Linked DNA regions of Homo sapiens: regions 1 and 2 are each linked to region 3. A link is a loop called in an ENCODE intact Hi-C map of the cell type or tissue named here. Cell type or tissue: heart right ventricle. All regions are shown on one strand. Region 1 has its middle 9.9 kb from the start of ST8SIA2. Region 2 has its middle 180 kb from the start of ST8SIA2. Region 3 holds the start of LOC107987227 (a long non-coding RNA gene).

Region 1 (8,000 bases), 110 kb after region 3:
TTTATTTCTACAAGTGATGCTGTTATGCACATCCTTGTATCTAAACATTTCCACACTCATTTATATATTTTCTTGGGAAAGAATTCCTAGAGATGAGTGGCATTGTTGAGTTGGAAGACAATGCTCTTTTTAAAGACTTGTTACTTTATGAAATCTTTTTAATTGATCTCCAAATAAAGGACTTGTTAGATTGGCGAGAGCTCTCCCTTCCTCCCAGTGGTAAAGCATGCTTCTCTTTCCAGGGCATGCCTATGTGCAGGAGAAGCCAGCCTCCTTCTGGTGGGTCTGTATATTCCATTCTTACTATCAAATCACCCTACATAATGGGAACCCCATATAACAAGGCTTCTATTATATCACCAAATTGCCCTCAAGAGAAGTTGTTCCAATTTACCATGTTGTGAACAGTGTATGGGATTTATCCCCATTTATTTTAGATCTGTTATATGAGAAGGTTCTGGTCCATCCTTAATGAAGTACATATGTGGGTTTTATGCTGTTCCATTTCCCAGATGCCTCTGGAGCCAGGCAGAGATCACAAGTGTGAGGGGACTTCAAAACGTTCGTGGAAAACATGGAACTGAAACATAAAAATAGAAGCCAGGCATAGTGGCATGCATCTGTAGTCCCAGCTACTCAGGAGCCTGAGGAAGGAAGATTGCTTGAGCCCAGGAGTTTGAAACCAGCCTGGGCAACATAGCACGATCCTGTCTCTAAAAATAAGAAGAAGAAGAAGGAGGAGGAGGAGAAGGAGAAGGAGGAGAAGGAGGAGAAGGAGGAGGAGGAGGGAAGAAGAAGAAGAGGAAGAAGAAGAAGAAGAAGAAGAAGAAGAAGAAGAAGAAGAAGAAGAAGAAGAAGAAGAAGAAGAGGAAGAAGAAGAAGGAGGAGGAGGAGGAGGAGAAGGAGGAGAAGGAGGAGGAGGGAAGAAGAAGAGGAAGGAGAAGAAGAAGAGGAAGAGGAAGAAGAAGAGGAAGAAGAAGAAGAAGAGGAAGAAATAAACTTTATTTCTCAACACAATCTCCATGAAGGTCAAGACAATTTTGTAGGTGATAATACTAGCCATTTAATCCATCCCTAAACAACGTAGCGTCCTTGGAATTTAACATGTTAATGCAATATTTTCTACATTATTCACTAAAGAAAAATGGGTGCCCTTTACAGATTTCTTTTAGGATTAGGAAGCAAAAAGAAGTCAGAAGGAGCTAGATCAGGACTATAAGGTGAATTCCAAATGATTTCCCATTTAAATTATCATAAAATTGCCCTTGTTTGATAAGGAGTGAGCAGGTGCATTTTTGTGGTGAAGAAGGACTCTCTGGTGAAACTTTCCCAGCAGTTTTCAGGCTAAAGCTGTGGCTAACTTTCTCAAAACGCTCTCATCTAAGCAGATGTTATCATTCTTTAGCTCTCCAAAAAGACAACAAGCAAAATGATTTGAACATCCCAAAAAACTGTTGCCATGACCTTCACTCTTGGCTGATCCATGTTTGCTTTAATGGGACCACTTCCTTCTCTTGGTTGCCATTGCTTTGGTTGTGCTTTGTCTTCAGGATCATGCTGGTAAAGCCATGTTCCAACTCCTGCTACAATTCTTCAAAGAAATGCTTCCAGATCTTGATCCCACTTGTTTAAAACTTCCATTGAAAGCTGTGCTTTGGTCTGCAGCTGACCTGGGTGCAATGATCTTGGCACCCATTGAGTAGAAAGTTAGCTCAACTTTAATTTTTCAGTCAGAAACATGTAAGCTGAGCCAACTGAGATGTCTTTGGTGTTGGCTGTTAATCATTGGTCCACTTCAATTAGGACATGAACAAGATTAATTTTTTTCCTTAAAAATTGATGTGGATGATCTGCTGCTGCAGGCTTCATCTTCAAAACACATTATTCATTTGTAAACTGCTAATTTCTTTGGGGGCATTGGCTTCATAAAATCTTTGTAAAGCATCAGTTATTTTACCATACTTCAATCCAAGCTTCACTATAAATTTGATGTTTGCTCTTGCTTCAATTTTAGCAGAATTCATGTTGCTCTGATAGGGGCTCTTTTCAGACTGAGGTCTTATCTTTCTTAGTGCCTCAATCTAGATCCTGTTCAGACATGTTATAACAAGTTAGTATGAGTTTATTTTCTTGCAACAAATTTTTGAAATCCATGCATAGTTTTTTTCATAATATGTATTTTTCATGAACATTTTGAAAACCTCTCATATGTGAGTCAGGCTAGATGTAAATCACCAAAAAGTGGGGACCCTGTAAAGAACTGGAATGTCTATGGCCCACTGAAGGCCTTCATATTCAAAAACATTTTTAAACACGTTGCTGGGCCAACAAAATATTTTTGTGGCTCAGATTATATGTGGGCTATGAATTTATAATCCATGATTTATTCCTGAGAAACAATTGGTAATTTTTAAAAAGTAGAATTGTTGCCTCTGATCATGAAACAAAAGCATTTCCTAAGCAAAGCCAATTGGCTCATACAAGTGACCGTGTGTAGTAAAATATTCAGTCCTTACTACATAAAAAATCATACAAAGTGGGCCATCAGGAACTCCAAGATGGACAAAGAACACAAAAATGACCAGACTTTCTCTTCTTGGGATGCAAAACTAGGTGTCATAAAAAGCATAACTGAATGAACAAATGATGACAGCTTCTTGCTACAGTGTTCACTTTCTCCTTACCTGCTATGGGAACAGAGCTCTCTCCTTTTGAGAACCTGGGAGTAATGGGAGATGCATTTATAAATACACCCACACTTTCTGTGAATCTCAGCAGCTTCAATTCCACATCCCTGGAGAACTGACTATAGGAATCCATTAAGTTAATGAGGGGTTAGGTGCAGCTATATCTGTGCAACATGTGACAAGCATCACCCCATAATTGAATAAGGGATCTTTTTGCAAAAACTCTGAGGGAAAGTTATGGCTTCTATTTCTTAACTACCAGAGTGCTGGGCACAGTGCAGGGTACATAAGGGGAAGATATTTAGTAACTACCTGATGTTTGGTGCAGACTTCATGAATACAAATGCTGTGTTAATGTAACCCCCCTCCTCCTCCCCCAAGAAAGTGGATTTACTGTTTTATATACCTTCCTTTGGAGAGTAGGGGGTGGGGGCATTAAGAGAAAGACTCTCGGTCTAATTTTATACTATAAGGATAACTGGGCAAAGTGGAGACAATTTATATTTTTTAACTTTTAAATGTAAACAGCTAGAAATGCACACCTACTCTGGTTGTGCCCAAATCAGGGATAGTGCAAAGTGTCAAAGTATTATTAATTTTCATTGATCATGCAAGGTGTCAATCTGTTACCGATTTTCATTATTGATTATTGGAAGAACTGCTCAAATTTAATTTCTTCACCAAGGCTAGCAGCATTAATGAAAAGACCCATCTGCAGAGATTACCTGGACTTTCCAACCAAGTTTTGATGATACAGGTGCATCTCCCCTCGATTTGTTTGCCTTGAATACTGATTTCCACAGACAATATGTCCACTTTTCATCTCAGTTCCAATTATATGGTGATTGAAACTGGCTTCCAGGAGTTCAGGTTAGTCGATAAGCAAAAGGCAAGATTCTTGCCCTCCAGTTGGTTGTAACCTCTCCAAATTCCTATTCTCATCCTCTCACTTTCTCCTTTGACCCCTCCCTGCCCCAGGATTTACCTGCCACTGGCTCAGACCAAGTCCGCTGTCTTTCCGGGGCCCCTCGTCTAGCACAGTGTCACCTGGTGGCCCCCCTCCGCTATTACAGCAGGACAACAACAGCAGGAGAAAACCTACCCAATCCTTGAAAATGAAGACAGCCAAGATTAACCGCATAAAAGAAAGCAAATGACCGATATAGAGAAACAGAGAAAGAGAGAAAAAAAAATCTTCCTTCTATGGAACTTCCCATAGATTCAAAAGTTGCATGAAAACAGGGTAAGAATTGATTCTGTGGAGACTATTTACAAACATCAAAACTATACTTCTGTTCACATCTTTTCTCAAAATACCTTTTATATTGTAATGGTCAGAGAATGAGGAGGACTTTTGAGTGGTTAACCATTCCCTAAGGAAGTTCTCTCTTTACTGGCTTCTGAAAGCAAAACTATAAAATGTTTTTCTATTCTCTAGCAAATTATGATGATTCATCAATATTATTGATACTTAAGAGTTTATCCTTTCAAATGGCTGCAGCAAACCTCGGAACAACAATTCGTACCTCATGCAAAGCACCTGATGTTCACAAAGGCTGGCTGGGTACCGTAATCCTGGGTCCTGGCTGGTATTTTGCCATGTAAAGAAGAAAAGAACAAAGTGGCAGTTATCTTTTTTTTTTTTTTAGCTATGTTTTGGAAATGACCCCAAAAATGTTTATTGGATGTGATTTTTACATTTATCTATTTTTAAAATGGGTGTTGCTTAGTGATTTCTGCCCTACCATTATTTGTGGTGAATTCCATTGTAGAGACTGAGAAAAAGAAGTTCTTTTCCTGCCAGTTTCATCTTCCCCACTGATTTCCTCACCCCAATGCATGCCCCTAATGGAGCTTGAAATGAATGCAGCTTGGCTTTTGTTTTCTTCCTTTGTTGGCACACCTCTGCCAGAGGCCAGCTGTGGTCTGAGCTGCGGGCACTCATCCTGCAGGGAGGAGTCTGTTCCTCCCAGAGGCTGGAAACCAGAGGGAAAGAAGGGCAGGAGAGGATGGGTTTCCTTTTGCTAGGCCTTGAGCCACAAGTGAATATTACCTTTTGAAATGAGCTGCACTACAGAAAATAAGAGCTTTATAAAATACACGAGAGCCAGGAAGCTAGCAATCCAGTTGGAAAGGTAGAAAGACAACATTAGAAAATGTAAGTGGTCCTCATGCCGGATGAAGTCCCTTATACCTTAAAAACTGCAACATAAATGCAGTATTCTCAAACGTATCCTTGCTGGCCTAAATGTGGATTATTCACACAGACCAAAAAAAGGGAAAGAGAAGGACATCGGTTAAGAAAGTCCTCCAGGGCATCTAACTGTTACCGATTCTGCATTCCTGAACTCTCCCCATACAGCCAAAAGCTGATGGACTTGAGCCCGTGGGTCCCTCCAGTAAAATTGAGAGAGTTTGGCTAAAGATCTTATGGGGATTTAGAGGGGTATGATAACCACCTCTAGAGCCTTTCCTCCTCTAAGACTCCCAGTCTTTTCCCTTGGGAAGAAAACTAGAAGCTCAAGCTGGCCTTCCTGATCTCTCTCCGGCCCATGCTCTGCTATATTGGGAAAGTCACACGCATTTCTCTGACTCAGTGTGTGAGTAACTTAGATGCTCACAGGGATTGCTGTGATGAGCCCAATCTACCTCCCAGTGATGTCAGATAGCTTGAGGCCATGGCTTTTCCCAGGGCCACTTTAGGGAAATTTACTGAACTGCTTTCAGACCTTAAGAGCAATGCAGTGCCCTCTTGTCATCTCAGTGAATTTCCAGAAACCTCCAAGATGGACTGCATTTTCTCCATTGGATCAAGGATATAACGGAGGGTTCTGTTACTGCCCAAGGATTTGGAAGTGAATAAATCATAGCTATTACCATATTATAACATGTTGACATAGAGGCAGATACACAGTTATAGATCCCTATATAGAATTGCCAAAATTATCTCCCTGTTAGTAAACATTTACTCTATGCCTCAGTTATATCTGGGATTTCAATGTACCCTAAGGAATATTTGTAACACAAAAGCATGCAACACTACTAGGTCATAAAGATAGTCTTTCCAAACAAATGTTAACACTAATAAATGCTAAATAGTTATAATGCCCGCTTAGAGTTTGGAAGAGTTTGAGACCATTTGGATTTTACAGATCTCTAAGAAACCGTCCAAGGAAAATTAAATTACTGTCGTCTTTTTTATCTCAATAAATTCTCTCCTAGCAAAGAAAAAACGTTATTCCAAAATATGTAGTAGTCTCCACGCTGCTGCATTCAAGGTGACGATAATTATTCTCACAGAGAGCTGAGCAGTGCGGGATGACTGGAAGACCTCACCAAGGACTTTATTTGTGGAGATTTGGAAAGTCTCTTTATTATGATCCTCATACTTGTCTACCCCTCCCCCATGTTAATGTATCTTCTGTGTTGCTTCCTGCACGAAATCACCAGCAGTGGTGTCTGAGCGATGGTGAGGTAGCCGGGGACATAGCCCGCTCTGCCTGCGTTTGCTGTTGAGACTGGGACACCACGTGGATGTGAAGCCACCGCGTATTTTCTTTGAATCGCCCCCTCACTCCAAAAGCTGGGGGTTTGCTGTGATTCTCAGCCATGAACAGAGACATCCAGGTTGGGTGATGATGAGGTCGTCACAAGGTGAACAGGATGTAAGAAAGGAGCCCTGAAGTGTCTCCAAGGTTTTTGGCCCAATGGGGGAATGTGTTACAGCCTGTTTTCCTCCCCTGAAAATTGCGACATGAATATTAGGTAGATGCTTACAAAACATCAAAGAAAGGTTGAAAATTGTCTGCAAAACCAATTTTACTAAATATGTGTGCTTATATCGTTTATTGAGAAAGAATATTAAGCTCTGGCAAAAAAAGAACCTCAGTGCAGAGAAAATAGGCATAACAAATTTTAATAACTGTTTTCCTGATTACAGAGTAATTAATGATCATTGTAGAAAATTTATAAAACAGAGAAAAGTATGAAGAAAAATCAAGATCAATGCCAATTTTACTACCTTGAGATAACTGCTGTTTTATAAAAAATTATATATATTTATCCTTTCTATTTTTGCATTATCATAAATAATAAAGTTCTCTATGAAATGAGCACTTACTTTATGCTAACATTCTGCTAAGTGCTTTAGACACATTATCTTAGTTTATTCTTACTAAAACCTGTGAATTAAGTATTATTATTGTTCCCATTTAACATCAAGGAACTAAAACAGACCAAGATCACACAAATAGCAAAAGATAAAGATGAGTTCTGAGCCCCGATAGGTGTGATCTCAGAATCAACTCTAAACCAGAACTACTCAAGTGTGGTCCAGGGACCAGTGCTGATCTATGAACTGTATATTACTGGTCAATGCTGAGATAAGTGTAGGAATCCAGGACAAGCATTTAGATGCCTTTGTGGCAACTTCACATTGTGATGTGCATAATCACTGACTCTTATTGATGAAGGGTCTGGGGGCACACAACTTGCATGGCTGGCGAGGGGCACCTAGTGTGAACTGAATACCATTCAGATAGTAGGACACTCACTCTGAAATCAATTGGAGATTTAAGAAGAAACAAATTCGGTCCTTTGCCACAAATAGTTTCCAAAGCATTGCTCTAAACCATTATATTGCCTCCCTGGAGTGAAAACAAAGAAATCAACGTAGCCGAGTAAGATGCTAAGAAATAGGAAGATGCAGTGTTATGAAGCTCAGCTTCAGAAAGAGCTTTGTTGCCCACAAACTCTGTCATTAATGGTGAGTGACTTCTGGCGAGTCCTTGCTCCACCCAAGCATAAGACAGGGCCGGTGAGGACTTGCCTGCAGAGCTGAAGATGGGAGAGAAAAATCCTATGATGGGCTTCTCCATTCTCACTGTGGCAGATGCTACCGGCTGTCCCCACCCCCCTCCATCTTTCCCTCCCTTCTTCCAAAACTGAGTCTTAGCTGAGCACACAGAAGCCCAGAATAAGGATTTGTTCCCCGCATCCCTTGCAGCTGGCGGGGGGACACAGGACAGGGTCCAGACAGAGGGGTGTAAATGGGAGCATCTCTGGAGGTGTCAGGAACTTTCCTCTTTCTTCCTTATTATCTCTGCTTCTATTCTATTGCTTGGAACCTGGATTTGATGGAAGAAGAGGAAAGAGTCTCACCTTGGAGATGGTGGAAAGGAAGCTGGAAGGATCAGAATCCCTAAGGACTTCGCAGACTAACCACAGCAAAACCAGTGCTGGCTGCCTGCTGGACGACTGGCACATGAAGAAGAAATAAACTTCTGTTTCGAATAAGTCACTAGCATTTTGGGT
Region 2 (8,000 bases), 63 kb before region 3:
AACCCCCATTAAATACCACAAGGAAATCATGGAGTTATTGCACGCAGTGCAAAAACCCAAGGAGGTGGTGGTCTTACACTGCCAAAGCCATCAAAAAGATGAAGGAGAAAAGGCAGAAGGAAACCGTCAGGCAGATGCTGAGGCCAGAATTGCTGCCAGGTGGAACCTCCCATTAGAAATACCTATGGAAGGACCCTTGGTATGGAACAATCCCGTCCAAGAGATCAAGCCCCAGTATTCCCCAATTGAAACAGAATGGGGACTTTCATGGGGGCATAGTTTTCTCCTCTCAGGGTGCTTGACAACAGAAGAAGGAAAGGTACTCATAACCAAAGCCAGCCAGTGGAACATACTTAAAATCCTCCACCAAACTTCTCATACGGGTATTGAGAACACTCATCAAGTGGCCAAGTCCCTATTTACAGGGCCAAATCTCCTCCAGACCATCTGACAGGTAGTCAAAGCCCGTGAGGTGTGCCAAAGCAATAATCCCTTGGTCCATTGTAAGGCTCCTCTGGGGGAACAAAGAATAGGTCACTATCCAGGAGAGGACTGGCAGTTAGACTTCACCCATATGCCTAAGTCAAAGGGATTTCAATACTTGTTGGTCCTTTGATAACTTTATAAATTGGATAGAAGCCTTCCCCTATAAGACAGAGAAGGCTCAGGAAGTGGTTAAAGTCCTAATTCATGAAATAATTCCTAGATTTGGGCTTCCCCAAAGATTACAGAGTGACAATGGTATGGCTCTTAAAGCCATGATAACTCAGGGAATTTCCACGATGCTAGGGATACATCACCTTCACTGTGCCTGGAGGCCACAATCCTCAGGGAAGGTCGAGAAGGCAAATGAAACACTCAAGAGGCACTTAAGGAAACTAACACAAGAAACTCATCTCCCATGGCCTACTCTTTTGCCCATGGCCTTGTTGAAAATCCGAAATTCTCCTCATAAAATGAGGCTGGGTCCATATGAAATGCTGTATGGATGATCTTTTCTCAAAAATGACCTCCTACTTGATCAGGAACTTGGTCAAAGATATAACTTTTTTGGCAAAGTATCAACGAAACCTTAAAAACTTACCTGAAGGATGTCACAGAGAAAAGGGAACAAGGTTGTTTCAACCAGAAGATCTAGTGCTGGTCAAATCTCTCCCCTCTACCTCCCCATTTATGGATTCTTTGTGGGAAGGACCATATTTGGTAATCCTTTTTACCCCCACTGCAGTTAAGGTGGCAGGAGTGGAATCTTGGATTCACCACACCCGAGTTAAACTTTGGACATCCCCTGTGGGACCATTAGCTCGGGAGTCCCAAGATCAGCCAGATCAGCCAGACCAGCCTCGATACACCTGTGAACTGTTGGAGGACTTGTATCTCCTATTTTGAAAGGAAACATCCCAGACTAAAAAGGCTCCTACCACTGATCCTGAGGAAAAGCCCCATTCCTCCTTAAAAAAGGTAAGTGAAAACCTACATAATCTTTAACACCTCTCCTTACCCCTTTAATGGAATCCTTTTACTATTTCATCTTATTATTAAGCAGCATACTAACCATACTCTTTGCAATAGGTCTATATACTGTAGCTCCTGCAGGGATGAAAACCCTAATCACATCAACCTTCTTTCTATCTTCCTTCCTTCTGACAGCAATTTACTCCTACCTTTAACACAAACTGGATAAAATGATCTCATCTTCCAGAGCACCCTCTTTACTTTCCTATTTACTCTTTGCCTATCTATCCCTCCTGCTTCCTTGCATAACCCATACAATCACCCCTCCTCTTCCACTAGCTCCTATTTACCTCTACAAGACTCTCAACTTAACCCACTCTCTGTTAAACCAGTTCAATCCTTCCATGGCAAATGACTGTTGGCCTTGTATCTCTCTATCAACCTATGCTTAGGTTGCCATTCCTGTTCCTGCAAAAAAACTGGGTCTTTACCAACTTAACCTACCACCCTCGTTATGAAGGAAAAGACCCTTTCTGACTTCTAAATATGCAATCATTAACCAACTTCCCCATCTTTGATGGGACCAAGAATACCCTAACAGGACGTGCAGTCCAACTTTTATGTTCTTATATTTCCAACCTCACCTATTACACAAGCAATGAAAAGCCCATACATAGCCCTGTAACTGTGAATACCATCTTAACTTTCCAAGCCCCTTTATGCATCTAACGCAACCTGTTACCAGGCCTGCCCCTGGGGCACCTACTACCCCATCTGTGTAATTTCACCCTACAACTTCAAGCCCCAACTGATCATAGTAACTTCCAAGTCCCCCAAACAGCTCCATTCGGATGGCTTGTCCGCTTCTCAGGGCCTCCAAAAATCATTACCTCCTCCCTGCTTAACAAATAGTCCAGGTTTTGTAATGGCAAACGTACTCCCTGCATGACCATTCACCCCTGGACCCCCTGCAGCAGCGCCCCCACCACTAGTGAATGCCTTCTCATCCCCTCTTTCAATCATTCTCTTGAATGGTTCCTAGTAGATACAAAACGGTTTTTTTCTCCATGGAGAAAACAGAACACAGGGAGCCACTCAGTTTGCTTTCAACACCCCTTTCCAGCCACTCACTGGAGCTACCTTGGCAAGTACTCTAGGAGCATGGGAAAATAAAAACGACAAACTCACATACCTTTTTAACATACACAACTAGTTCTGTCTATCCAGCCAAGGTATATTCTTCTTATGTGGAACATCAACCTATATCTGCCTCCCCACTAACTGGACAGGCACCTGCACCTTAGTCTTCCTAAGTCCTAACATTAACATTGCCCCAGGAAATCAGACCCTATCAGTACCCCTCAAATCTCAAGTCCATCAGCACAGAGCCATACGACTAATACCCCTACTTATAGGGTTAGGAATGCTACTGCTACAGGAACCGGAATAGCCAGTTTATCTATTTCATTATCCTACTACCACACACTCTCAAAGGATTTCTCAGACAGTTTGCAAGAAATAACAAAATCTATCCTTACTCTACAATCCCAAATAGGCTCTTTGGCAGCAGTGACTCTCCAAAACCACCGAGGCCTAGACCTCCTTGCTGCTGAGAAAGGAGGACTCTGCACCTTCTTAGGGGAAGAGTGTTTTGTTTACACTAACCAGTCAAGGACAGTACAAGATGCCACCCGGCATTTACAAGAAAAGGCTTCTGAAATCAGACAACGCCTTTCAAACTCTTTTACCAACTTCTGGAGTTGGGCGACATGGTTTCTCCCCTTTCTAGGTCCCGTGACAGCCATCTTGCTATTACTCGCCTTTGGGCCCTGCATTTTTAACCTCCTTGTCAAATTTGTTTCCCCTAGGATGGAGGCCATCAAGCTACAGAAGGTCTTACAAATGGAACCCCGTTTGTAAGTTGTTAGTTGAGCTCAACTAACAACTTCTACCAAGGACCCCTGGATCGACCCACTGGCCCTTTGGCTGGCCTAAAGAATTCCCCTCTGGAGGAAACTACAACTGCAGGGCCCCTTCTTTGCCCCTATCCAGCAGGAAGTAGCTAGAGTGGTCATCGCCCAATTCCCAACAGCATTTGGGATGTACTATTTAGAGGGTGGATTGAGAGGTGAAGCCAGCTGGACTTCCTGGGTCCAGTGGGGACTTGGAAAACTTTTCTGTCTAGCTAGAAGATTGTAAATGCACCAGTCAGTCCCCTGTGTCTAGCTAAAGAATTGTAAATGCACCAATCAGCACTCTGTAAAAATGCACCAATCAGCACTCTGTGTCTAGCTACAGGATTGTAATTAAACCAATCAGCACTCTAAAAATGCACCAATCAATGCTCTGTGTCTAGCTAAAGGATTGTAAACACACCAATCAGCACTCTGTAAAAATGGACCAATCAGCACTCTGTAAAATGGACCAATCAGCACTCCATAAAATGGACCAATCAGCACTCTGTAAAATGGACCAATCAGCAGGACATGGTCAGGGACAAATAAGGGAATAAAAGCTGGTCACCCCAGCCAACAGTTGCAACCCGCTCGGGTCCCCTTCCACACTGTGGAAGCTTTGCTCTTTTGCTCTTCACAGTAAATCTTGTTGCTGCTCACTCTTTGGGTCCATGCCACCTTTAAGAGCTGTAACACTCACTGCGAAGGTCCCTGGCTTCATTCTTGAAGTCAGTGAGACCAAGAACCCACTGGAAGTAACCAACTCTGGACACACAAGGAAATAAACTTCAAACCAATATCTCCTGAGAACATAAATACAGAAAACTGTTCAACAAAGTATTGACAAATCAAATCTAACAATATATAAAAATTATAATACCTCACAACCAAATCTAGCTTATTCTGGTAATGCAAGATCAATTCAACATTCAAAAAAAATCAATGTAATTTACTATATTCATATATTTAAAAAATCATATAGTCCTACCAATAGATGCAATTAAAGAATGACAAAACTTAAAAGCCATTTTTGATTTAAAAAAAAACTCAGCAAACTGGGACTAGAAGAAAGGAACTGCTTTAACCTGATAAAGTACATCTACAAAATACCTGCAGCAAACATCCTACTTAATAGCAGACAATTTAATGCTTTCTCTCCTAATGTCAGGGAAAAAAAAAGATGTTCATACTTAGCATTTCTATTCAACATTTTGCTGAAATTTCTAGTCAGCAAATTGAGGGGATATAGATTGGAAAGAAAGAAATATAACGTTTCTATTCACAGACAGCATAATAGTCTACGTAGAAAACTTTAAAGAATATGCAAAAAAGCTCCTAGAACTCATAGGTGAGTTTAGCAAGACCCTAGGATATAAGATCAACACAAAATTTAGTCACATTTCTTTATACTAGAAATGAACAACTGGAAATCAAAATTTGAAACAAAATACAATGGTACCAAAATTCAAGAAATACTTAAGTATAAATTTAACAAAATATGTATAGAATCTGTATTTGGAAAGCTATACTGATGAAAACAATCAAAGAACCAAATAAATGGAGATATATACTATGTTCATGGATTAAAGACACAGTGTTGTTTATGACATCAGTTTTCTCCAAATTGATTATAGATTCAATGCTATAAAAAATCCCAGCAGAATCTCCTATAGATATTGCAAATTGGTTCTATTACTTATATGGAAAGGCAAAGAAAGTAGCAGAGACAAAACTATCTTGAAAATGAAGTCAGAAGACCCATACTACCTCGTTTTAAGACTATTTTAAACCTACAAAAATCAAGTCACTGTGATATTGCTGAAAGATTATATACATAGATTAAGAAACAGAATAGAGTCCAGAAATAGACCCACATACATATGGTCAATTCACTTTTGACAAAGTCACGAAGGCAATTCACTGGAGAAAGAATAGTATTTTCATATGTTTCTGGAACAAGTGAATATTCATATAAAAAAAGATACTCAAATATACTTCACATCTCATAAAAAGTTATTCAAAATGAATCATAGACAATCTAAGGCTATAAAACTTTTAAATGAAAACAAATGGGGCAATCATTGTGATATTGTACCAGAGTTCTAGATATAATCCCAAAGGCATGCATGGTCCATTAAATAACAACAAAATGTATTATACTTCTCCAACATTAAAAACATCTGCTCTGCAAAACATACTGTCTACAGAATAAAAATGCAAGCCATGAACTTCAAGAAAATATTTGCAAGTCATATATCTGAAAAAGACTTATATCCAGAGTAGATAACCCTCAAAACTCAGGAATAAGCAAATAATCAAACTTATAAAAATGAACAAACGATTTCAACAGACACTTCAACAAAGAAGATACACATGGGAAATAAACCCCTGAAAAATACTCTCAACATCATTAACCATTAGGAAAATGCAAAATAAAACCACAGTGAGATACCACTAAACACCTTTCAGAATGTCTAAAAATTTTAAAAAGCTGAAAATATCAAATCACCAGCAAGGATATAAACCAACTGGAGGGCTTATACATTTTTGTTGGGAATGCAAAATGGTGGTCACATAGGAAAACCAAAAAGTAGAAATAAGAAGAAAATATATTGTCAAATATTTATTTATTCATTATGAATCCTACAGATCAGTGAGAAACACTAACGATATCAATAAAAAGAGACAACATCAATAAGCACTTCATTAAAAATGAAAAGCAAATGGCACAAAAAAGTGGAAAAAATTACAGATCCAGTGTTAAGCAAATAAATGAAAAGTGAAATATTAGATACTATTCTTCATGATTCACCACTGACAAGGATTTTTAAAATAACAGTATTCAGTACTCAAACTACTGGTAGCAATGTTATTTGTTAAAACTTTCCAGAACATGATTTGTAAATATCTGTCATGAACTATAAAAAATTTCATCCCCTTAGAATCAGTAATTTTACTTCCACGAATGGATTCTAAGAAGTAATCAAAAATGAAGATAAAGATTTATATATAAATAAGCTCATCATGGCATTATTTTCAATACTGGAACAGTGGAAACAACCTTAATACACAAAAGGCTTATAACCAGTTGTGGCACAACTATAAAACAGAATAGTATTCAGCCACTAAAAAATATTTATGAAGAGTTTTTGATGACATGGGAAAATATTTCTGATGTAATAAGATTGAAGAAAGCAGGATAAAAAACTGTATATATTATGACACTGATAATATATATATAAACATGCATATATATTATTTTTAAGGTTAAGATTGCTTATATATGGATATTTATGTGTGTGTCTCTACAAAGAAATATAACCATTAAGGCTACCAGGCTAGATTTTCTTATTCTATTTTTAAAAGATCTAAAATTTCTTTCTCAACTCTGATAGATGTTTTATATTTTAAAAATTATACTACTTGTATAATCAAAAAAATATTTTTAAATAATGTTTTCTTTTATGGCATATGATAAGACCTGGTTTTTATGTCTGCTTCAGCTGGAGACCCACGCTTTTTCATAAGATAATTTTATCTAAAGGGAAAATGCCAAGAATATAGTTTTCTTCAGGATTATATGATACAAGAAGCTTCACCACTCCCTGGATAGCCATGATCTCTTAGTGACAACGAAGATTTCAGTTCACATCATCTTAGGGTTTTATTGACCCCATAATATCCATCAATATCACAAGAATAGGTTTTGTTTTATCCAAACCTGACTCAGAAAATTTTATAAATGATAGCTTACAAGACTAAAATATCTTATCAATATCTTCTAATTTTTTTCGTCACTGTGTAACTCACATTCCATAATGAACATAGCAAAATGGACAGAATTGGAGTGTTATTTCATTAGTACAATGAGGCAATTATGTCAAAGCTGTCAATCATTCTAGACTTCTTGGTGCCTAGATATTATGCTTTTGTATATGCCAAGTTGCCTCAATTTTACCAATCAGATTCCTGTGCAGGAATATCATAAAATGTTATAGATGAGGAAAATGCAAGATTAAAGAATGTTGTTTAAAGCAATTAACTGGGGAAATAAGAAAAATAAATGAAATGAACAATTACCTGGACAAGAAGAATACAGGCTAAAAATAACATTCACCTTGGGTAATTCAGGAACATTTGCCTTGAAAGAATAATGGCAGATAATTGATTCAACTACCTACTAAGGGCCAAGAAATATACCTTAAATACTTTTACCTGAAGTAAAAGTATTATATAATTAATATGAGGCATCATACACTATTAAAGACTTAATTCATTAAGTGACTCACTTTTGTTTGTTTACCGTGGAAAGATCAGTAGCTTGTATTGATTCATTTAAAAGAAGTGAGAGGTATTTCTGCTTTCTTCTTAGGATATAAAAAGATGGAGAGGACATCCTTCTAATCCTTACAACAGCAAGAACAACAAAATGCCAGACTATTGTCAAATTTACAACTCATCTTGAACCCATGGGAGAGCTGAAGTTTCAGACAATAAAATCTAAGGAATATAGACGTGTTTAAGGAGAGACAGTCATGAGCACTTCTTAACTGGGGTAGATATTGCCAGACATCAGCAAGAAGAAACCAG
Region 3 (8,000 bases):
GGAGGGGACATTTGAGGAGGGAGAGGTAGGATTTGGATTCTAGGGCATAGTATCACTGGAATAGCTTCCAGGGCAAAGGGAATAGAATGAGTCAAGGCAGACATGAAGGAAACATGGGGAAGAGCAAGCAGTTCAGTTGTTATAGCACATGAGATATGCCAGATGTCAGAACCAGGGGAAGGCAGGTTGGCAAGTCCCATTGGGATTAGATGGCGGCAGGTCTACAGGGCCAGCCTTCACGCTTACTCCAGGAATCCATCCTGCTCTGGCTGGAGCACCCCAAGGACACTGTGGCAGGACTGGATGTAGTGGATGTACATGGCTGAAGATAAATGCTTGTGACCACCGGCTCTGCACATGTTTGCTGCATAATGATGGAGCACCAACCCAGGCTTCTTCCTACCAACTGCATTGAAGGAGCAGTTGCACTATTCCCAGCTCTGATAACTGCCTGCCTGGCCCCTTTTCCCTTTATCACATTCCAGAAAACTGCTGTCGCACTCTCTAGGGTCAACCTGTCCCAGGCAATGTGGTCAAAAGACACAATCAAGACCCAGGACACAGAACTGCAAGCAGACCTGCAGCAGAGCCCGCCTGGGATGATTAATTACAAGAAGCAGCTGCATCCCTGACCGCTGCTTGGCAGACTCGGGGTCACAGCTGTGCAAAAGTAGCACCTGCTTTGCTTCAAGAACTTCTTCATGCCCGTCAAGCAGCCTTTTACAAGAAGACAGCAGAGTACCTAAATATGTGCCTCCCTTGAACAAGCCACGTTCCATGTATTAATCTTGCCAAAGGACTTTTTATTCCAGCATGTTTCCACATCTCAATTTTTACTGTTCTTACATCCTAACTAGCCTGTGGCCAACAGCTGTCATATTCATCCATTTAGATAACACTCAGGTATTTCCTCTTCTTCCTTAGCCTGGAACATTCCTGATTGATGGTCATTATATTTGCCCTCTTTCAATCCTCTTCACATCTGTATTCCATATGGTAAGAGGAAGGCCCTCCTACCAGGGGTGGTGATCGACAATTAAAATTACAAGATATATTTCCAACTGAATGCCTTGTTAAACAGCTATAAGAAACCTCAAATAAAATGACATGCTGCTGATAAAAAACTATTGGCCCCAAAGGGATGATCCCAGGGAGAAACATACATTCCTGGCTAACACGGTGAAACCCCATCTCTACTAAAAATACAGAAAATTAGCCAGGCGTGGTGGCTGGCACCTGTAGTCCCAGCTACTTGGGAAGCTGAGGCAGGAGAATGGTGTGAACCCGGGAGGCAGAGCTTGCAGTGAGCCGAGATTGCACCACCGCACTCCAGCCTGGGCGACAGAGCAAGACTCCGTCTCAAAAAAAACAAAAACAAAAACAAAACAAAATATTCCGTGACCAAATCTTCAACATAAGCAATAAGGAGGCACCTGCTTTAAAAATTACCTCATGAAATCCAACAGCAAGTGGCGCGTTAAAGAAAGTCAGCATTATTATCATTGGCAGATTAAACTGTGCTCACAAAAGACTCAAAGATGATATAAAAAGGCCTTCACTGCTAAAGACGTTTTCACTTCAAAGTGCATTGTCTAAAAGATTAGAACATTTCTTTTTCATAGAAACAATGATGGTGAAGGTCCCAGGCTATTCAATAAAATTCTGTTAATCCACAATTATAATGAAGAACAACATTGCCAAGCCACACCACTTCCTATTCTCCAACACATTCTGCTCCCCCATCTGGGTGCCCTTTGCTTGTGTATACCTGTCAAATCATACCTAATTGTGGAGACACGGAACAGGTACCTCCTCCTCCAGGAAGCCTTCCTTACAACCTCAGACAAAAGAAAGCCCTCTCCATTGCATGTTTCCGGAGTCCTCTCCTTTATCATTTTCTATAACAGTTCTTACATTGTGTGTTATACAGGCATCTTATTTGTCCTCTTCAGCTGGGAGTTCCTTGTGGGAAGAGATTATATCTTAATAATCTTGGACATCCTACAGCCTCAATGATGATGTCTTAAGAAGGCTAGCTCTTTCGTAAAAGTGTTTAAACTGAAAAACAAATGGCTGCTGTTAAACCAAACAGAATAATGAAGACTAAATGGAACTTTAAAAAAGTGACTGATCATGCCTGATCTATAGTTAGGTGCACAGGAAAGGCTAATTGTAAACTGAAAAACAACAAAGAATTTTTTTAACACAGCATTCCATTGTATGTTTATGCTATACTTTATTACATTAACCTTTAATTATTGAACACATCCAGCATTTTTTTCATTCATGAAGAATCCTGCAATGAACATAAATGTACTATCAATTCTGTGAATGAGTATTATTTTAGAATAAATTATTGGAAGACATACATGGGCATATGCACTGTTAAGAGTTTATGCAAATTGATGCTTCTAAATGGAAATTCTTTTAAAGTTCCACCAATAGGTATAAGTTTTGCTGTTGTTTTCTGGTAGATTATTTGGCCCCAGTTAGGGACATTTTTTAAATCCACAGTTTGTTAATAGTTTGCTCTTGAATGGGTGCTGAATCATATCTAGGGCTTTATCCAGGGCAGATAAAGCACCTGCCCTGGATGTTCTTCTCGGTTCAACCCTCAAATCCACACTGTCCACCTTTTCTAACCCGCTCTGTGTGAGAAGGGTGGCTTTTTTGCCCTCTGGCTATTGGTTGCGGTCAGCCAATGGGAAGGACCTTCAGGAAATCTAAAGGGGTATGGGTGGGGGAAGAGGGAGAAATTCAGCAAATACGCTTTCCCGGCATCCTCCTTAGTAACTCATCAGTAGCTTCATTTCTCTACCAAAGACCACAGATTCTACTAGATGTTCCCACACCACCATTTCTGAAAACCATCCATCTCCTTGCCTTTCAGGCCTTGGGGGTCAGGGGATGTGCAGGTGGCAGCTCCCTACTTTTCCTGGGCCTGGGATGCTTCACCATGTCTTATTGGGTTCCCTTAACCCAACAGCACCTCTGCAAAGGGTTCCTTTGTTAGACTCTCCCCATTCACCCTTCTGAAATTTCCATCTATTTTTTGACAAGATTAGACTAACATTGTAATTGGTACCAGGAGTAGCTCCAGGAGCAGAGTGGAAGCCCTTAACCATGAGCAACAACATAGACACAATTTCTAAAATGAGCAGGGGTGTCTTTTGTGGCAATGGAAGTATTTTGACCCACAGCATCTATGACTAATTGAATTGTAGGGTCCCTAGAAATGAAATCGATGGGTAGACTTACTCAAGTGTACTTGACTCATGTGGAAAGAAACTTTCTGGTTCTGGTGAGCAGAATCCTAATACAATGAATCCTAATACATGGAATCACTGTAATGGGATTCCATGGCCTCTTGCCCACTTTCCAGACCTAGGCCAGTACACAGAACCAGAGTAGGCTGGATTCTTTGAGGAAGAACTCTATAGTGCGACCACATGTATACAGTGTGCATCTACCTCCAGGCCTTCCTCAGAGGGCCCTGCATTTATTTCCAGGGTGACTATGCAGTAAGGAAAAAGAAATATCCAGACTTTCCAAGGGCTATAAGAGTCATCTCTGAGCCGATGTCAAGCCCTAGAAATTGAATTAATTTCTCAGTGGGTCTGGTGGGACCCACCCTGATTCATTTGTCCAGTTCCAGCATGTAGAAGGCCATCATCAAAGATCTGAGAAAGACAGGGGTCCTGGGTCTTACCATAGTGGCCATTTATTTAGCTTGTTGGGCCTGTACAAAACTCAGATAAGTCTGGAGAATAACTGTACATTATCACCTACTTAATCAGGTGAGGATGACAACTGTAGCTTTGGTTCCAGATGTGGTAATTTACTGAGAAAATCAGTACAGCCACTGGCTACAGGTATGCAACTATTAACACAGCAAATGCCATTTCTTCGATTTCTGTTGAAAAAGATAACCGGAAGAGATTTGTCTCCACATGTTTTCCCTTGAGACCATGATAACTCCCCTGCTTCTTTGTCATAATATAATGCACAGGGATCTTGATTATTTTGATATCCCATAGAACATCATGTGTGGGCACTCCCTCAGTAACAGTGTGCTCATTGTACACGGTAAGGAAAACTTCCCATCATGAACTGGGTAGCATCTGAGTCACCAGATCATAGAGGTGGGCACAGCACCTGTAGTTACATGGAAAAGATCTAAATGAGACTGACTCAAACAAGTACAGAAGGTACAAGTAAATGGCATGAGCACGTAGCTTTCTCCCCGTCAAGGTGCCTCTTCCTTATGCTTCACTACTTCTCCCTCTACCCACACTGATGACCTCATAGGGAATTCCTGCTCACCAGTCTCCAGTTTATGGAGGGGTTTTCAGGGTGTAAAATCCACTAGGAGTGGCCTTCAAAGAGTGGTGAAGGGAAATCCTCATTTGGGCAGACTTTGGGTAGTACAGTCAGATGGCTGCCTATTTCACCTGGAAGAGAAGAGCAGGAGTAAGGCTCAACATTGTCATTGGCAGAGGTTAACAGGTAAGTGACTGGCTAGAAACTTGGAAAGACCAATACTGGAAAATTGGTGATAGGGAAGCCTGGGCTAGAGATGTGTGGGTGGGTCTCTCAGAATGAGCACAGAGAAGACAATCATTTCTTACAAAAATGCCCACCAGAGGGCATCCACTCCAGTGCCAGCTCTCAGTAATGACTAAGTGTGGATGCCAGTTAGCCTCTTTCCCCAGCCACCCCAGTGCTTGCTCAGGCTCTTATCCCAAGTGGCCCTGAAGGTATGGCTGGGGTCAAGAAGCCTGGACTTTCCCCAGCGAGGCTTATTTGGTTCCTGACACCACTGAGTTCCCTATGAGCCAATGGCAAGTATGGCCCTAATCCCTGAGTATACCAAGCAGCCACATAGGACACATTGATTCCATTGCTCCTTTCATCATGGAGGGGGCAACAAATTTGGCCTCACCATGATAAATGCCTATTCTGTTAATAGACTTACTTTTCTTGCCTATTGTGCTTCCACATGCATCATGATTGGTGCCTTATCAGCTGCCACGTTACCCCAAACAACATAGTCTCCAGCAAAGCAGTTGTTCTATAGCAAAAAAGTATAGCCTTGGCTGGGCACGGTGGCTCACGCCTGTAATCCCAGCACTTTGGGAGGCTGAGGCGGGCGGATCACGAGGTCAGGAGATCGAGACCATCCTGGCTAACACGTGAAACCCTGTCTCTACTAAAAATCAAAAAAAAAAAAAAAAATTAGCTGGGCGTGGTGGCAGGCGCCTGTAGTCCCAGTACTTGGGAGGCTGAAGCAGGAGAATGGCATGAACCCGGGAGGCGGAGCTTGCGGTGAGCCCAGATCGCACCACTGAACTCCATCCTGGGCGACAGAGTGAGACTCTGTCTCAAAAAAAAAAAAAAAAAAAAAAGTATAGCCTTGAGATTTACTATGTGCCCCATCACCTAGAAGCAACTGCCTTAATAAAATGGCAAAGGTTTGATTACAAGAACTGGGGGGAAACAACATTCTGCAAGGTTGGGGAGCTACCCTACAGGACGTAGTAGATGCCTTTAATTAGCAGCCAATATGCAGGGCCACTACAATAGCCAGAATGCATGAGTCTGGGAGGTAAAGTGTGGATGTGGGAGTTGTCTCTCTCCCTATTTTACCAAACAATCCACTGAAGAATTGCTTTCCCTTGTTATGACCTTGAGTTTGATGGGGTTGGAGTGTCTGGTGCCTAAGGTAAGAAAACTCCCGCTAGAGATCACAGCGATATATCAATAAAATTATAGCTTGACACTGAACCCCAACCACATTATTTCTCATACCACCAAACTAACAGGCGGAGGAGTCACTCTACTGACTGGGGTAATTAATCCCAATGGCTACGGGGAAACTGGGTTGCTGTCGTGCAATAGAAGCAAGTGAGACTGTCTGGTAGACAACGGTTCACCGTATTGGCGGAAAATTGCAGAAATCCAGTAAAGACAGGACCACCCAGAGCTTGGATCCTGTGGAAATGAAGGCTGGCATCATTTCACCAGGAAGGAAACTCATTCATCAGAGTTGCTGGCAGAAGGTAAGGGGAACAGGAAAAAGGTGGTGAAAAATAGAGCTAGGATGATCAGCTTAGGCTTTTGACCAGTTAGCTGCTGTGACTTACGTTCCAAAATTGTTTCCTGCCCTCCACCTTTTGGGCCTGAACTTACACTAAAAAAAAAACAGGCGAGGTTTCACATGGTGATACTATTGAAGTCATATCAGCTCAGATAATTTCTTTAATTTTCTCTTCTTCATCTTCTTCTGTTTCTCCTCCTGGAACTTCTATTCTGCTGACTGAGTCCTAGCTCTATTCTTGATTATCTTTATCTTTTTATTATTATGGCTCTATTGATTGTTTTTATCTTTTATCTCTATTAATCGCTTGATTAATTTATCTTTTCATTTGTAATTCTCATCTCTGACTTTTGCTTTTGCATTCCAAGAGAATAACATTAGTTGGTCTGATTTCTAAGACTTTTTCTGAAGTATCCATTGTGATATTTAGGCTATTTTTTCTTTTGGAAATTATGTGTTTTTCCAAGATCTGTTTTTTCTCAGCATTGCCCTTTCCCATGGCTGTCTGCTCCTGTTTTATAAACATGATCTCTTTCCCAATCTCACTGCAAATATGAATTCAGTGTGTTTGAATTCCTGTTTTCTGGCACTCTGCTTGATCCACCTCTTCAAGCTGCTAATTTTTGTTCATTTTTATGAAGAAAAGTTGAGATCAGTGGTTTGAGGAGTAACATATCATAGTCCCTTGGAAAATGTTTTTTCAAAATACATATACCCAGTTTCCCTTTTTTTCTTCCAGTGCCCCATTTCCCCACTCCCAATAAAAGTATAACAATCTCCAGTAAAAGCTGTCTAGATAAAGATATTAATAAAAAACATAATCTATCTACATAATTCTGATATGCTTCCTTCCTCCACATGGAGAATCAGCAGGCTAGTGTGCACAGCACACTTAAATGATGTGAACTCTGGGAACTCAGGCCATTATTTGATTAACACGTTGGTTTACTGTGATAGTAGGTATGTAGGTGCTCTGTGTGTTGGCAGTGGTAGCTCATAAGATAAACTTCCTTCCAGGGACAGCAAGCCAGGAATGTTGTTGGAGTCTTAGAACAACCTGGTTATTCCCCAGTCTCTCTTTCTTTGTAGCATTAACTAAAAGGGCCACATATCTCAAACGCTGGAGCCCCAAGATGGTAGAGCACAATCAGTTGAGAATCCATAGTGACTGCTGATCCCTATGAATCATAAGCTTTTGCTGTGTTAAAACACCAAGACTATGAAATTCTTGTTTTAACACAGAATAACTTAGTGTATTCTGATTATTTAGTATCTTGAGTGTTGTTTTCCACATGACACATCAGAATTTTCCTATACCCTTAAAGACTATACAAGAATGAGACTTTGAATGGCTCCACAATATTTCATCGTAAGTTTATGTACTGTAAATTTACTGACCTAATCCTCTACTGTTGAACATTTGGTTGAAAACAGTTTTAGAAACTATAAACAATGTTGTAACAAACTCCATTGTGTTTGGCATTCGTTCATTGTCAAAATTTCACTAGTGCTACTCACATGATTAGAAATGATTACATACTGCTACAAATAACAAAATATTAGTGTACCATAGATTTAAGAACTATAATGTTTTTATTTGAAGATGACATGATTGTTTACATGGAAAATTCTTGAGAATCTACAAAACAAGTAAAACTAATACATTTATTTAATAAGATCAGACCATGTAAAATATGCATGCAAAAATCAATTGTATGTTATGTACTAGTGACAAACAGTTGAAAATGGAATTAAATAAAAACAATTAAACAGAGAATACCACAAAAAACATAAAAATTTTAGGATTTAATTTGTAAATACATGCAATATCTCTACATTGAAAATTACGAAACATAACTGAGAGAAATAAAAAATAGCTAAATAAATAAACATACCATTTTCA

What was found. A loop is a pair of places that touch in the nucleus more often than their neighbours do. Peaks named below come from ENCODE experiments on the same cell type or tissue, not always from the same donor. Only the 100,000 strongest peaks of a DNase experiment are listed, where the experiment ranks them.
Region 1: a loop joins it to region 3, with 6 times the contacts of the local background. A loop is called at or near these places in 29 of 110 quality-filtered maps.
Region 2: a loop joins it to region 3, with 5 times the contacts of the local background. A loop is called at or near these places in 4 of 110 quality-filtered maps.

The regions. Positions count from the first base shown.
Region 1 is chr15:92,379,988-92,387,987 of GRCh38, forward strand. No RefSeq gene overlaps it. Among named protein-coding and RNA genes, the nearest start is that of ST8SIA2, 9.9 kb to the right of the region's middle. In heart right ventricle, a CTCF peak has its summit at 3,742 (motif pointing left); no DNase peak of the experiment used is centred here; H3K27me3 peaks cover 2,576 bases.
Region 2 is chr15:92,210,793-92,218,792 of GRCh38, forward strand. No RefSeq gene overlaps it. Among named protein-coding and RNA genes, the nearest start is that of ST8SIA2, 180 kb to the right of the region's middle. In heart right ventricle, no CTCF peak of the experiment used is centred here; no DNase peak of the experiment used is centred here.
Region 3 is chr15:92,273,304-92,281,303 of GRCh38, forward strand. LOC107987227 (a long non-coding RNA gene) reads right to left here and starts at 4,445. Exons shown (of 2, transcript XR_001751663.2): 1 at 4,324-4,445; 2 at 3,700-3,913. In heart right ventricle, a CTCF peak has its summit at 4,636 (motif pointing right); no DNase peak of the experiment used is centred here.